Linked DNA regions of Homo sapiens: regions 2 and 3 are each linked to region 1. A link is a contact called in ENCODE Hi-C or POLR2A ChIA-PET data. All regions are on one chromosome and are shown on one strand. The core of a region is the stretch at or near the end of the contact, and the rest is flanking DNA. Distances in the headings are between cores, read along the strand shown.

Region 1 (4,253 bases), core at 1,546-4,045:
GAGACCCCCTATTGAGTGCCCTCAGGATCTATGCAGTACCATGGCTTGAGGAAATGAGAGGCTAAAAAGACAGGAATAAGAACCATGATAGTTGATTTTAAGCAAAATAAGTGAGAAGGAATTGTCGATGGCATTTCATCTAGAAAGTGAATTTTGATTGAGATTTAGATATTTTTTATATGAATCCCCTTATATAAACTAGCTTAGTATATAAATATAATCAAAATAGCATTCATTAAAATTGCAAAACTTATTTATTAAAATATGTAAAACAGCCAGCTGCAACAGTAGTGACTAAGAAGTATAAAAATAAATTATTTTTTTCAACAAATACAAATATGTATTGAGTTCCTACTATGTGCTTACACAGTACAGGAAATGGGGATACAAAGATAAATAAAACAGATCCCTGTGCAACTAAAAATCCAGTTGGGCCGATTGTTGGGCAAATAAATCATCCAAATATGATGGGATAGCTTGGGCACAGTGGCTCACGCCTGTAATCCCAACAGTTTGGGAGGCTGAGGCAGGCAGATCACCTGAGGTCAGGAGTTCGAGACCAGCCTGGCCAACATGGTGAAACCCTGTCTCTACTAAAAATACAAAAATTAACCAGGTGTGGTTGTGGGCACCTGTAATCCCGGCTACTCAGGAGGCTGAGGCAGGCAAATTGCTTGAACCCGAGAGGCAGGCGTTGCAGTGAGCCGAGATCGTGCCATGGCACTCCAGCCTGGGCGAAAGAGTGAAACTCTGTCTCAAAAAACAAAACAAAACAAAATATGATGGGATAGGCTCCTTAAAAGAGTGTTAGTTTGAAGAAATACTTGTACCCCTGTGTTCATAGCAGCATTATGCACAATAGCCAAGAGGTGGAAGCAACCTAAGTGTCCAATGACAGATTAATGTGTAATCGCCCAACCGGGTTCTTCTTGCCTGCTGCCCAGAAAAGTCAATGCAAAACTAGCAGGTTCTGCAGCAAAGAAAGAGTTTAATAAATGTGGGGCCAGCCAAATGGAAGGACAGGAGATAATTCTCAAATCCGCCTCCCCAAGAATGTGAGGGCTAGGGTTTTTCCAGGATAGTTTGGCAGGCAGGAGCTAGGGAATGGGGAATGCTGATTGGTTGGGTTGGGATGAAATCATAGGGGCTTGAAAGTGTTTTCTTGCACTGAGTCAGTTCTCGGGTGCAGGTTATGGGTCTGAGTGGTGCCAGTTGGTTCATACGGAATACAAGGTCTGAAAAATATCTCAAATACCATTCTTAGGTTTTACAATAATGATGTTATCCATAGGGGCAATTGGAAAAGTTATAAATCTTGTTACCATTCGCTACATGACTCCTGAGTAGTAAGTAGTTTTTAAAGGCAAGTTATAAAACAATGACTGATTAGAGTTTAATTATGTGTATATCTTAGCAGAATTCAGACCTCTGTCACAATTCTAACCTTGTGGACTTACGTTAGTTATATGAAAGTGGTTTTGGTCCCTGAGCAAGTAGAGGGGGTTAGTTCAGGAAAGAAGTATCATCGTCTTTGTTTTGAAGTTAAACTATGAACTAAATTCCTCCCATAATTAGCTTGGAATGAGCAAGTTAGCCTGTGAGGTTAAAACAAGATGTAGTTAGTTATGCTACATTTCCTTCACTGTCGTAATTTTTGTATAGGTGGTTCCCAGTGGATAAATAAAATGTGGTATGTGCATACAATGGATTATTATTCAGTCTTAAAAAGAAAGGAAATTCTGACACAGGCTACAACATGGATGAACCTTGGGAACATGATGCCGAGTGAAATAAGCCAGTCACAACAAGACAAATACCTCAAGGTCTCTCTGACCTTCCAACCTTCCCCCCGACCCCCGACCTCTACCAAAGAAATTGAAGTTCCTTTATCTGCCTGAGATCAGTCTTACCAAGGAGAACAAGCATTTTCTTCCCCTCTCCGGAAGACCAAGAATGTAACCACAGATGAACAGACCCTTTCACAAGATAGTGCCTGTCTTTCAGACTCATTTATGAGACTAATTTATGAGTGTGATTACACTCATGTGAAGTATCTAGAATGGTCAATTCTTAGGAACAGAAAGCAGAATGGTGGTTGCCAGAAGCTGGGGGAGGAAGGAGAAATGAGAGTTGTTTAATGGGTACAAAGCTTCAGTTTTGCAAGATGGAAAATTTTGGAGATTGATGGTCCAACAATGTGAACACACTTAACACAAATGCACAGTAGACTTAAAAGTGGTTAAGATGGCAAATTTTATATTTTGGGTATTTTTTACCACAATTTTAAAAATGTTAAAAAAAAAAATAGTGTTAGCATCCAGAGGGCAGAGGCATTTCTAACATCTTGCAGAATGCCTGATATAATAGTAGGCACTTGATAAATATTTTGCCTCCCCTTGGTTTCTGTGCCCCATCCTGTGTCCTACACAACAGGACAAAGGCCAAGTCGTTCTGTGAGCCAATTCAGCAAACAAAGGCACTTCTCTCTCCAAGGCACAGAGAAGAATTTCGAATATTTGTGATTTGAAATTTGTCCTGGTCACACCAACTATTCTTTACTTCTCAGATATGCTTATCTGAGTTCTTTTGGCATTTAACTTGTCTAAAGATAGATACTGTTTCTACTTCCCAAAACAGAATTGTGATGGACTTTGTAAGGAAAAAAAAAAAGTGGGAGGAAGTCTGTGAAATGAAATCATTATTAGGCCATGGTACAAATGGCTGTCGGGCCCTGGGTTCAGCCCAGCACAGGAGGAAGGGTGAGGTAATTAGCATGGATTTGCAATTCTGCAGCTCGCTTTTGTTCCCTCCCTCCACTGGCTGTGTCTGATTCTAGTCACTGGGTTTATTCTCTTGTGTTTGTTTTTTTCACTTGGCCAAAAATAGAGAGACAAAAAAAGTTTCCTCATACTTACTTCAGCTTTTTACTTTTTTCCTTGTGTGTTTGGTTTCCTCTTACGTGATCCTTCCTTCTTCCTGCCACCTGCTAGTTTCTCTATGGTGGGGCTCAGAAACCAACATCCCACAATATGGCGCACTGACATGCCGCACTGAGGAATCCTCAAGGTCTCTCTGACCTTCCGACCTTCCCCCCTCACCTCCAATCTCTACCAAAGAAATTGAAGTTCCTTTATCTGCCTGAGATCAGTCTTACCAAGGAGAACAATTGTTTTCTTTCCCTCTTTGGAAGACCAAGAATGTAACCACACATGAACAGACCCTTTCACAAGATAGTGCCTGTCTTTCCACTCATTTATTATTCCAATGAAAACTATTTACAAGTTAATTTCTAGTCCCCATCCTATCATTCTCCCTAGTAATCATTTATTGCCCCTCAACAGAATTCTCTTTCTCCCCACTCCCATAACCTGTTTTATAAGGATCAAGCCCCCATTTTTTTCTGTAACCTCAAGACGGTATCAAAGCTTCTGTATCTCATTGGGAAGCTGGATCTTCATTCTGAAGGCCCTTGTATACATGTAACCGTAATAGGTTCATTGCCCAATGCCCACGCAAGTCAATATACCGAGACACCTGGTTGGAGCAGAGAAAGAGGTTTAATCATAGGGTCACTGAACAAGGAGATGGGAGAAAAACTCAAACACATCTCCAGGAGGAATTTGGAGTTAGGGTTATTAAGGGTTTTGGAGTGGGCCAGTGTGGAGGTCATCAGTTGGTAGAAGAGTGTAGCGTGACATCATGGGACAGGGAGATGAAGCAGCTATTCGCTCATGCTGATCCTCTTCCTCTGTGGGGGGTCTTCAAATTGGTTGCTAGAATTAGAGGTCTAAAAAACATCTTAAGTGATCCTTAAACAAAAGCCTTATGATTGATTCTGACGTCAGATATCCCGTCTGGAGGAACAGAGAGGGTACAAATCTTCAGTATCTAGTGACTTTTAGCAACAAGGAAGTGGGCCAAAGTGCAGCCTGATTAATGCTTATATTTAATTAATGATATTATATAACATATTATGTAATATATTCTATGAATGCACTATGAAATACCTGTATTTCTGTCCAGAACCTGGCATGCAATTCTTGTCAACCCTGTGTGGGTAGTTTCATGCATATGAAGTCAATTTGTATACCTTTTCTCCCATGTTAATCCATCTGCCTCATATCAGTGATTTTGCAGCAAACCTTTATCTGCTTTTCCTACCTTTCTCAAGAATAGCTTTTCCTTGTGTTCTGTAACCCTGGCTTGGTGCACAGTATGCGTGATGGACAGGTTGAGTTGCAACACTTGGTGAC
Region 2 (4,540 bases), core at 1,408-3,907, 260 kb before region 1:
TGCTGTCATGCAGAACTTCTAGGCAGCCGTAATGGCACTTCATTTTTAAAAAGAAAATCAAATATATATTTTAAAAGTCTGCAACATGAAAGAGAAAAACCAAGATAAACAACAATAACAAAAAAGAAACAGAATATTTAAGAAAAAGATTTTTTTCTAAAAAAACTAAAAAAAAACCCCCAATTTATTAGTATTCCTGGAAATATTTGAGAATTACATCAACATAACAACAACAACAACAACAAAAAAGAACTACAAGAAAAAGCTCTATGAAATTAAAAATGCAAGCCTCAAATAACAATAGGGAACACTATGTGTGCACATGCTTGAGTAACTTAACCTCACACTTGTACTTCTTTTTTCCTTTTTTTCTTTTCTTTTTTTTTTCCTGAGACACAGTCTCATTCTGTCGCCCAGGCTGGAGTGCAGTAGCGTGATCTCAGCTCACTGCAACCTCTGCCTCCCAGGTTCAAGCAATTTTCCTTTCTCAGTCTCCCAAGTAGCTGGGATTACAGGTGTGCACCACCACGTGCAGCTAACTTTTGTATTTTTAGTAGGAATGGGTTTTTGCCATGTTGGCCAGGCTGGTCTCAAACTCCTGACCTCAAGTGCTCCACCCACCTCAGACTCCCAAAGTGTTGGGATTACAGGCGTGAAACACCACACCCAGCCTTTGTATTTCTGATTTAATCTACCATATAGACAATACCTTACCTAGAATGTGTTATATTTTACAGTACTGTCAACAGTTTGTAATGGCATATGTGGACTATGTTCATGACAAAGGGACAGTGCCACCATGTCCACTGTTCAAGAAAACCTGAGTCTGTTTTTAACTCCTCTGCAAGTTTACAGTTTACTTCTCTCAATACCTGCTCATCTTTTCTACAGAAGGGGAGTAACCAAAAGTCACAGGTTTTTTTTGTTTTCGTTTTGTTTTTTTGAGACAGAGTATCACTCTGTCACCCAGGCTGGAGTGCAGTGGTACAATCTCGGCTCACTGAAACCTCTGTCTCCCAGGTTCATGCAATTCTCCTGCCTCAGCCTCCTGAGTAGCTGGGATTACAGGAGTGTGCCATCACACACGGCTGATTTTTATATTTTTAGTAGAGACAAGGTTTTACTATGTTGGCCAGGCTGGTCTTGAACTCCTGACTTCAGGTGATCCGCCCACCATGGCCTCCCAAAATGCTGGGATTACAGGCATGAGCCACTGTGCCTGGCCATGTTTTGTTTTGAGACAGAGTCTTGCTCTATCGCCTAGGCTGTAGTGCAATGGCACGATCTCAGCTCACTACAACCTCTGCCTCCCGGGTTCAGGTGATTCTCCCGCCTCAGCCTCCCGAGCAGCTGGGATTACAGGTACCTGCCACCATGCCCAGCTAATTTTTGTATTTTTAGTAGAAACGGGGTTTCACCATGTTGGCCAGGCTGGTCTTGAACTCCTGACCTCAGTGATCCACCTGCCTCGGCCTCCCAAAGTTCTCGGATTACAGGCATGAGCCACTGCACCTGGCCCGGTCATGTTTTTAGAGTGACATATGAAGACTCCTAGAAAATATTAATACAGAAGAACTAGCTTACTATGAAGATTTCAAAATACTAATACAAATTAATGAGGTACACGTGAAATCTTCCCTGGGGAACTTCATGAAGAAGATAAGCATCCCTCCTATCTGGGTAATTTGCATACCCTCCTTCCTTAAACGCTGAGGCACGGATTGGTTCATTGGTTCAAAACCCTATCCATTATTCTCATAGCTCTCTTTATATGACAAAAAAATTCTGTCATGTCCCATTTACTACTCTAAAATCAAATTTGTTGATAATATTAACTACTGTACATGCAGCTTTAAAACATGAATATCCTAAATGTACATAAAAGATAATCTAAAAGAAGCAATTTATAATAAAAAATACTTCACATTTCATTATATAAATAATTTTCAGGTACAATTAACTATGTAATCAAATAGATGCTTGTAACTTACTTATAAAGAAGAAGCTTGTATTTAAGAGAAGTCAGATTAGAAGCTTTCCATATTAAAAGTGCAGGAAAATGAAAGAAGTAGTATAGGTGGACCAGAGAATGAAAATGAATCTATTCTGTGTATATTAAAAGTATGCAAAAATTATTTTGCATTTTTATGAAAAAATAAAGTCTAGGTTCAGAAAATTATAAACTGATCTTTCCCTACACGAATGTCCAACAGGATAACTGAAAGTCATGTGTACTACAGGGCAATTCTTTATCTCTTTTCTACTGTGGGACATTAAGTTCTCTCGCTCTCACTCATGAAATATCCTTCATTAGGCTGGGCGAGGTGGCTCATGCCTGTAATCCCAGCACTTTGGGAGGCCGAGGCCGGCGGATCACCTGAGGTCAGGAGTTTGAGACCAGCCTGACCAACATGGGGAAGCCCCGTCTCTACCAAAAATACAAAAATTAGCTGGGTGTGGTGGCTTGGGCCTGTAATCCCAGCTACTCACGTGGCTGCAGCAGGAGAGTTGCTTGAACCCAGGATACGGAGGTTGCAGTCAGTTGAGATCACACCACTGCATTCCAGTCTGGGCAACAGAGTGAGACTCCATCTCAAAAAAAAACCAGAAAAATCCTTCATTGTACCACCAGAATACCCTCATAAATTTCCACTCTGTCACCTAGGGGGCGGTACTGCTTCCATGAGAACTCCTGACCAGATCATCTATGGGAGTTTCCTTTTAGTCTTCATCGTCCGTCGCACTGAGAATCAAATCCTGATGGACAAATCAGCAACATAGCTAGGAAGCACAGTAACTTAATATAAAAAAAGACTATGAAGAAATTAATTTAGTTTAGGCTTATGCCATTAACTGTAGCCATATTCAACATAATTTCCTCTTTTTGAGTTCAGGATGATTGGTTACTCCACATAGAACATGGAGTGGAAAGCTGTATCTTTGTGACTTTTATTTAGATAGCACAAAATGAGCCTGATTTTTAAAATGTGAACATTCAAACCTGGCTAACTAATGATAAAAAAGGGAGTTTTTCATAGAACTCTACAACTCTCATTTCCTCAAAACAAGAATTAATGCATTCTTTCACATGCGGTCATTACAGGAAGGGGGGGTAGCCATTTACTGTAAATGCCTTTCTGATGCAATTCTACTACCTCTTTCAAAGACAGAATTCATCCAAGAAGCCTTAGTCACTTCTTCAAGAAAAATGCCACCGCGCTGAATGTACACAGACTAAACCACATGCCTAAGGAAAAAAGATGAGCTGATTCCACCATTAGAACACAGTTCGGGAGAAAAGTGGCAGAGAGAGAGAGCTCATAGCTTGTCAGAGCAGATCAAGTAGTATGTCTGAAAATCCGCCCTTTAATGTAACAGTCACTGTTTCATAAATCAAATGCAAACATAGATTTCCCCTCTGCCTAACTTTTAAAGTATACTTCCTAAAAATATAAGACCCCACTTCTAAGCCAGTAGCAACTGTGGTGATTTAATTTTTAAAGTTTCATGCACGGAAAGAAAAATGGAATCTTATCTTTTAAAATTTGAAAATGAAACTATGTTTTGAAGAGGGTAGATTTCACAGGAAAAGGGTAAGACAGTGGATAATACGATAAAGCAGTTTGGATGGAAAAACTTCAGACAAATAGTTCTGAACTCTTCTCAAAGAGAGGATCAATTTTTCTAAAACCTCAAAACCACCCAAAGGGAAAAAAAGGAATAATTTCTCCAGTTTATCCTTACCCGGATGAGCATGAATTCTTCTAACAGCCAGATGCACACACTTGTTTTTATGGAGGAGTTACTGCTGAGCCAAAGCCCAGGAGTCACTCAAGACTGGAGGCTGCGTGCTGCTGGAGCCCGAAATCCCCTTGATGAATGAAACTGCACATCGTAATATACACATTCAGAGCGGGCTATTGGCTAAATGAAGGCAATGCGTGTGGAAGTCTGATTTGCCACCTTCAGGGCAGGCGTCTTATATCCTAATTCAGAAAGATGACAGGCTTTTTTTTTTTTACTCCCTAGACAGTCAAAACTAGAAAGGGTTCGTTTTTCTGTAGCCTTCTCCCCAACCCTACGGAAACCACAGAGAGAACAAACCACAGTGAGACTTGACTCCTTAACTAGGCAATGCCAATGAGAAAAGAATTATGTTGACACTGGCAATTTACAAATAAGTCTCACACCACTGCCAAAGCTTGTTCGTGTTACATGACTGCCCGAGAGTCATACATAGGTATGGGGATGGTTTGGCTCATTTTTTAAGCCAAGAATTCTAAGCCGTAATTTTGGGGCTCCCTGAGGGTAGCAAACTTTACCAAAGAGTGGTAAAAACTCTTAAAAATATATTAATCTTTGTGCTATACTAGTGATCAACCAAAACATTAAAAACTAAGAATTACCTAAGTTTGGACTCAGAATCTCTGGGGAGGAGCCCAGGAAAATGAATTTTAACTGGCATCCTAGGTCATTCTTATGTCCTCTAAAGTTTGAGGACTACTTTTCCTGTTACTGGAACTGAACAGCTGATTATAGC
Region 3 (4,342 bases), core at 418-2,917, 320 kb before region 1:
GAACACGTATACCAAACAACAGAGTGCATTCTCTCCAGCTCTGCAGCTCGGGGTTCCAGGGTCGGGGGTCCCACAAGGTGGGAAGGAGAAGCAGGCCTTATCACGAAGGGCTTTGTAGGACAGGCCGAGTGTGTACGACGTTTGAGGTGGAATGACAGGGCTACGCCCTGTGGAAGGGGCCGACTGTAGGACTGCTCGGAATTGGGAGTTTGACAGGAGAGAGGCACTTTCACAGACATTATCTGGTTTGATCACCACCCCTTCTTGAGCCATATATTTGGCGATTAATTGTGCACTTGTGACATGTTCCTTTCTGCTGTCTGTTCCTTAATGCCCCCTGCTTTTTTGTCTTGTCCCCAGCTGGGCTATCTGTTCCTGGCGGCCACAGAACAATACCTTCTTTAATGGCTCCCACAGTGACCAGCACGTGCCTTAAACTCAGAGCAGGTCAATCAATCAAACTCCTTTTAACTGAAAGTTTAGGATGTGCTTTTGCCACACTCTCAAGTAAGTAAGTAAATTCATCAGCAAATACCAAGTCCTAAAATAATGAATGGTACTTAGGAAACACATAAAGAGTGGTAGAAAACTAGATGGGCTGGGGTCATCCTGTGGAGGCCCTGGACGGCCCGGCTAAAGCATTTGGAACTCCTCTGTAGAAGTGTTTTGATAAAGAAATGATGTGATTGAAGCTATGCTTAATAGAAGATGAATTTGGCAGTAGGATGGGCTGGAGGGAGACAGTCGCTGTGGTGGTAGAAAGAAGAGGTGAAGAAGTGTTGCCAAGCCAGGTGAGAGCGTTTGCTACCATCTGCACTAGCACGCAGCGCCGTTCCTCTAGGGCCCCTGGAGCTTAAGGTAGTTCTTTTCTCACATCTGTCGCACTTAGGAAGATCACATGGTGATGCTGGCTTTTATTCTCCCTCCCTTTCTTCCTTCTAATAATTAGCAAGCAACAGTTATCTGCCAGACACTGTGCTATTACACAAGGGGGAGAGAGATGAAAGGCAGTCTCTACTCTGATGCCTTGTGGGAGAGGAAGAAAAGTATCTGGTTAAAACGCAGCATATTGAATTCTCTGATATGCCCTCCCTCCCTCTCTCTCCCCCTGCTGGCCAGTCTGTCTTCCATTTCTTTCTTTTTCTTCCAAAAAAAGGATCTGAGGCATAATGAAGGAAGTCAGCTAGGAATGGGGAAGAAGGAAGCTAATCTAATGCGAGGAATCCCTGGAGGAGGTGGCACCTGAGATGACTTTCAGGTGAGCAGGTATCAGCCAGAGGAAACCAGGAGGAAGGGAGAAGAGACGTGCGCAGACACAGGCTGGGGCAGAGGAGTGGGCTTAGCGGCCTCCTGAGACATGAGCTGGAACCTGGAAAATGAGGAGCCATGAAAGAGCTTTAATGAGAGAAAGACAATGACATCTACGCTTTAGAAGGATCGGTCTGGAGACAGCAGAAGGGCTTATCGGAAGGTAGTGACTCTGTAGTCAAAGAGATAGCAAAGTACAGATTTGAGAGATGCCACAACAGACGCATTAAGCCCTGGAGCTGGAATGATATGCACACTGAGAGAGTGAGGGAGTGAGGTCCTTGCTGAAGACCTTTAAAATGAGTTTATTTCACCCAGAAGCTCCAGCAAGGGACACACTCACTGCCTTGTGCTGGCCACGAGGTGGCAGCCTCGCACAGCCATTTTAGCAGAAAATGCGTCCCATCCTCACCGGCGCTCACCACCACGTGGGCAGAGCCACTAAAAAAATTCCACCACGGGGACAGGAGCTCTCTGAGCTTGCCCCATAAACACGCTTTTCTCCCACAGAAAGCCTCCACAGAAGCAATGAAAAAGTCAGTTGATTTGGGGAGAGAAGCGTAAAAGCTCGTGCTCTTCAGAGAGCTCTGGGCTGTTTCAGGGTGGCGGCCGAGCCCTCTGACAACTGCGAAGAGACGGAGACAATACAGGCTGGGGATGAAGCGGTTCGATGAAGGGCATTACCCCCAACGAGAACCAACTGGAGAACCAACTCGTGGAGAGCTCGGGCCCCATGACTCAGTCTGACCCGACGCTGGCGAATGCTGCTGAGGACCCTGAAAACCTGCAGGGACCCTGTCCCAGGCCAGCGACAGCCACCCCTCAGGGCCCCTGGTCTCTGTCAGGCAATGCGGGTCATCTGAGGGAGGCTGGGCCACAGATTCCACGTGTAGCTGGGAGGGGTTGCTGCGTCTGGCGAGGCAAGGGCTGCTGTCTAAACTTCCAAGGGAATGGTGTGGGCACCCCAGGAGGAAGGGATGCCCTGACCCCGCTGCATAGTCGAGGGCATGGAGAACCCATCCGACTGTGGCCTTGTGGCCCATCCCCATTCTCTGACGGGCTCATTGTGATTTTCAGCCACTTGCTATTTGCCACTCAGAGGCAAAGCGGCTGCAAGAGGTAGGAGAAAGCAAGAGACTCCCTCACCTGGAATAGAGCATCCACCGCGATCCCAGAAAAGACAAATCCCGTTGCAGGCACTTCAATCCACACAGCAGTCCTGGGATGAGGGTCCTGTTACCATCCCCATTTCACAGATGAGGAAACTGAGGCACAAAGCATGAAGTAACTTGAACGTGCCCAGAGTCACACTGCTAGCAAGGAGCAGAGCTGGAGTTTAGGCCCAGGTGGCCTGACCTCAGAGCTTGTGCACTACCCGCTGCCTGGTACAGTCCACAGAGAGGGGGCCAGTGCCCGGCCCAGAACCACATGCCCTGGGGCTGGAGACAGGTCAGGGCAGCCGAAAGGTGGAGCGCCCTCTCCAGCACTTCTTCCTCACCCCCTGCGGCTTTCTCCTGTGCTCCGACTGCCACCACTTGCTTGGGCAGCCAAGCATGACAAACTGGCCAGCCACCAAGCAGGACTTTTCAGAGGAGGAGTAAAAACCCTTGTATGAACGTACACTCTTCTTGTCACACACAAACGCCCTTCCTTCCACCTTCAAAGGTGATTCTGAGACTGCCCGTTTTTATCTTTGCTTCAGTTGTGCTTGATTTACAGCCTCCTGAGGTGTTTTGTTTTGTTTTGTGTTTTGTCTCTGTCACCCAGGCTAGACTGCAGTGGCGCGATCTCAGCTCACTGCAACCTCTGCCTCCCGGGTTCAAGTGATTCTCCTGCCTCAGCCTCAGCCTCCCAAGTAGCTGGGATTACAGGCACCCGCCACCACACCTGGCTAACTTTTTTTGTATTTTCAGTAGAGACAGAGTTTCACCATGTTGGCCAGGCTGGTCTCGAACTCTTGACCTCAAGTGATCTGCCCGCCTAGGCCTCCCAAAGTGCTGGGACTACAGGCATGAGCCACGCGCCCGGCCTCCCTGATGTTTTTAACTAACATTGCTAGTGGTTTAAGTTGGGCACCGACAAGTATTAGAACGTAATTGCAGAGGTCACGTTGTTTGAACACCGGAACTTCAAGGCGTGCTTGAACCACCTGATCAAAGGAGAAGGGACTGAGGACCAACAGGAGTGGGGCTAAAGGCATCCTTCTGCTCCAGTTTCCTGTGAACCCGCTCCTCTGAGGAAAGGAGTAGTCCCCACGGAAGACACAGGATCCTTCTGGGGGTCCTCCTTGGCCACGTCACACTTCCAGACTGTGTGGCGGGACACTGACCATCAAGCCGACAGACGTGGGTTTTAAAGCTACGCCTTAAAATCAGCAACTCCCTTTCCTCATGAATATTTTAGTGTGTAATATAGAAGATGTTTTTACACTGAATTAAAGTGCCTGCCACTGAATCTTCCTGCTGGAATTATGGGGGGTGGGAGGAGATGGAAAAAAAATCAATGTTTCAAAGCAGTCCTGATGTGCTAAAAATATCTCTCACTTCTCCTTTCATCTGTCTGGTCATTGTCCCAGACGCAAGCTCAGCACAGCCTCGCCCATACAACATGTCGAATCGCTGTCTACCTCCACTTCTTAATCGGACAAAGAGAGAATATTCTTTTTTTTTTTTTCCTTCCTCAGACATTAGTCCAAGATTACAGACTAGGATATAGCAACCTATTATTCAAGAACAGCTTTTAAAGGTAGCTGCTTCAGACTGGCACTTCGGGAAAACTTTGAAAGTAGACTCCTTTTTTTTTTTAATGCTTATTTTAACTATAGATTGGTGATAACGATTCAACCCCAGAGATCCAGCTAACTGTTGGCACAGAAATCCTTAACGCTACTCTCAAGCAAATAAGATCTTGTAAGGGGAAACTCCTGCAAAATATACCTTGTGAACAAGCTGCTCGCACCTCCTCTTGCAGCTGCAAAGATATTCTACTCTATTGCTTAACTCGTGACCTTGAAAAAACTCCACCTTTCCTGCCA

Evidence for each region. A loop is a pair of places that touch in the nucleus more often than their neighbours do. ChIA-PET counts read pairs that join two places held with the same protein, here RNA polymerase II (POLR2A). Pooled maps may share reads with other maps.
Region 2: a loop to region 1 is called in a pooled map, with 3 times the contacts of the local background. The contact joins two enhancer-like sites. A Hi-C loop is called at or near these places in 2 of 37 single-sample maps with no recorded cell type and 3 of 50 pooled maps. POLR2A ChIA-PET finds 5 or more read pairs at or near these places in 1 of 52 experiments (CD4-positive, alpha-beta T cell).
Region 3: a pooled map shows a loop between it and region 1 (2.2-fold over the local background). The contact joins two enhancer-like sites. A Hi-C loop is called at or near these places in 2 of 50 pooled maps. POLR2A ChIA-PET finds 5 or more read pairs at or near these places in 6 of 52 experiments (A673, T-cell, activated CD4-positive, alpha-beta T cell and 3 more).

Annotation. Positions count from the first base shown.
Region 1 is chr7:131,216,941-131,221,193 of GRCh38, forward strand. It overlaps a transcript of MKLN1 not described here. Among named protein-coding and RNA genes, the nearest start is that of MKLN1-AS, 110 kb to the right of the region's middle. RefSeq lists an enhancer at 2,143-2,212 and a silencer at 4,096-4,253. Within about 2 kb of position 2,796, at least 16 of the 41 ENCODE cell types and tissues checked have a DNase peak (open chromatin) inside an H3K27ac peak, as active enhancers do.
Region 2 is chr7:130,957,379-130,961,918 of GRCh38, forward strand. The region is part of intron 5 of LINC-PINT (long intergenic non-protein coding RNA, p53 induced transcript); the gene reads right to left. Among named protein-coding and RNA genes, the nearest start is that of LINC00513, 46 kb to the left of the region's middle. RefSeq lists enhancers at 741-800, 2,619-3,818, 3,145-3,234, 3,788-3,877. Within about 2 kb of position 2,658, at least 16 of the 41 ENCODE cell types and tissues checked have a DNase peak (open chromatin) inside an H3K27ac peak, as active enhancers do.
Region 3 is chr7:130,895,469-130,899,810 of GRCh38, forward strand. All of the region lies in intron 6 of LINC-PINT (long intergenic non-protein coding RNA, p53 induced transcript), which reads right to left. Among named protein-coding and RNA genes, the nearest start is that of LINC00513, 16 kb to the right of the region's middle. RefSeq lists an enhancer at 4,322-4,342. Within about 2 kb of position 1,668, at least 28 of the 41 ENCODE cell types and tissues checked have a DNase peak (open chromatin) inside an H3K27ac peak, as active enhancers do.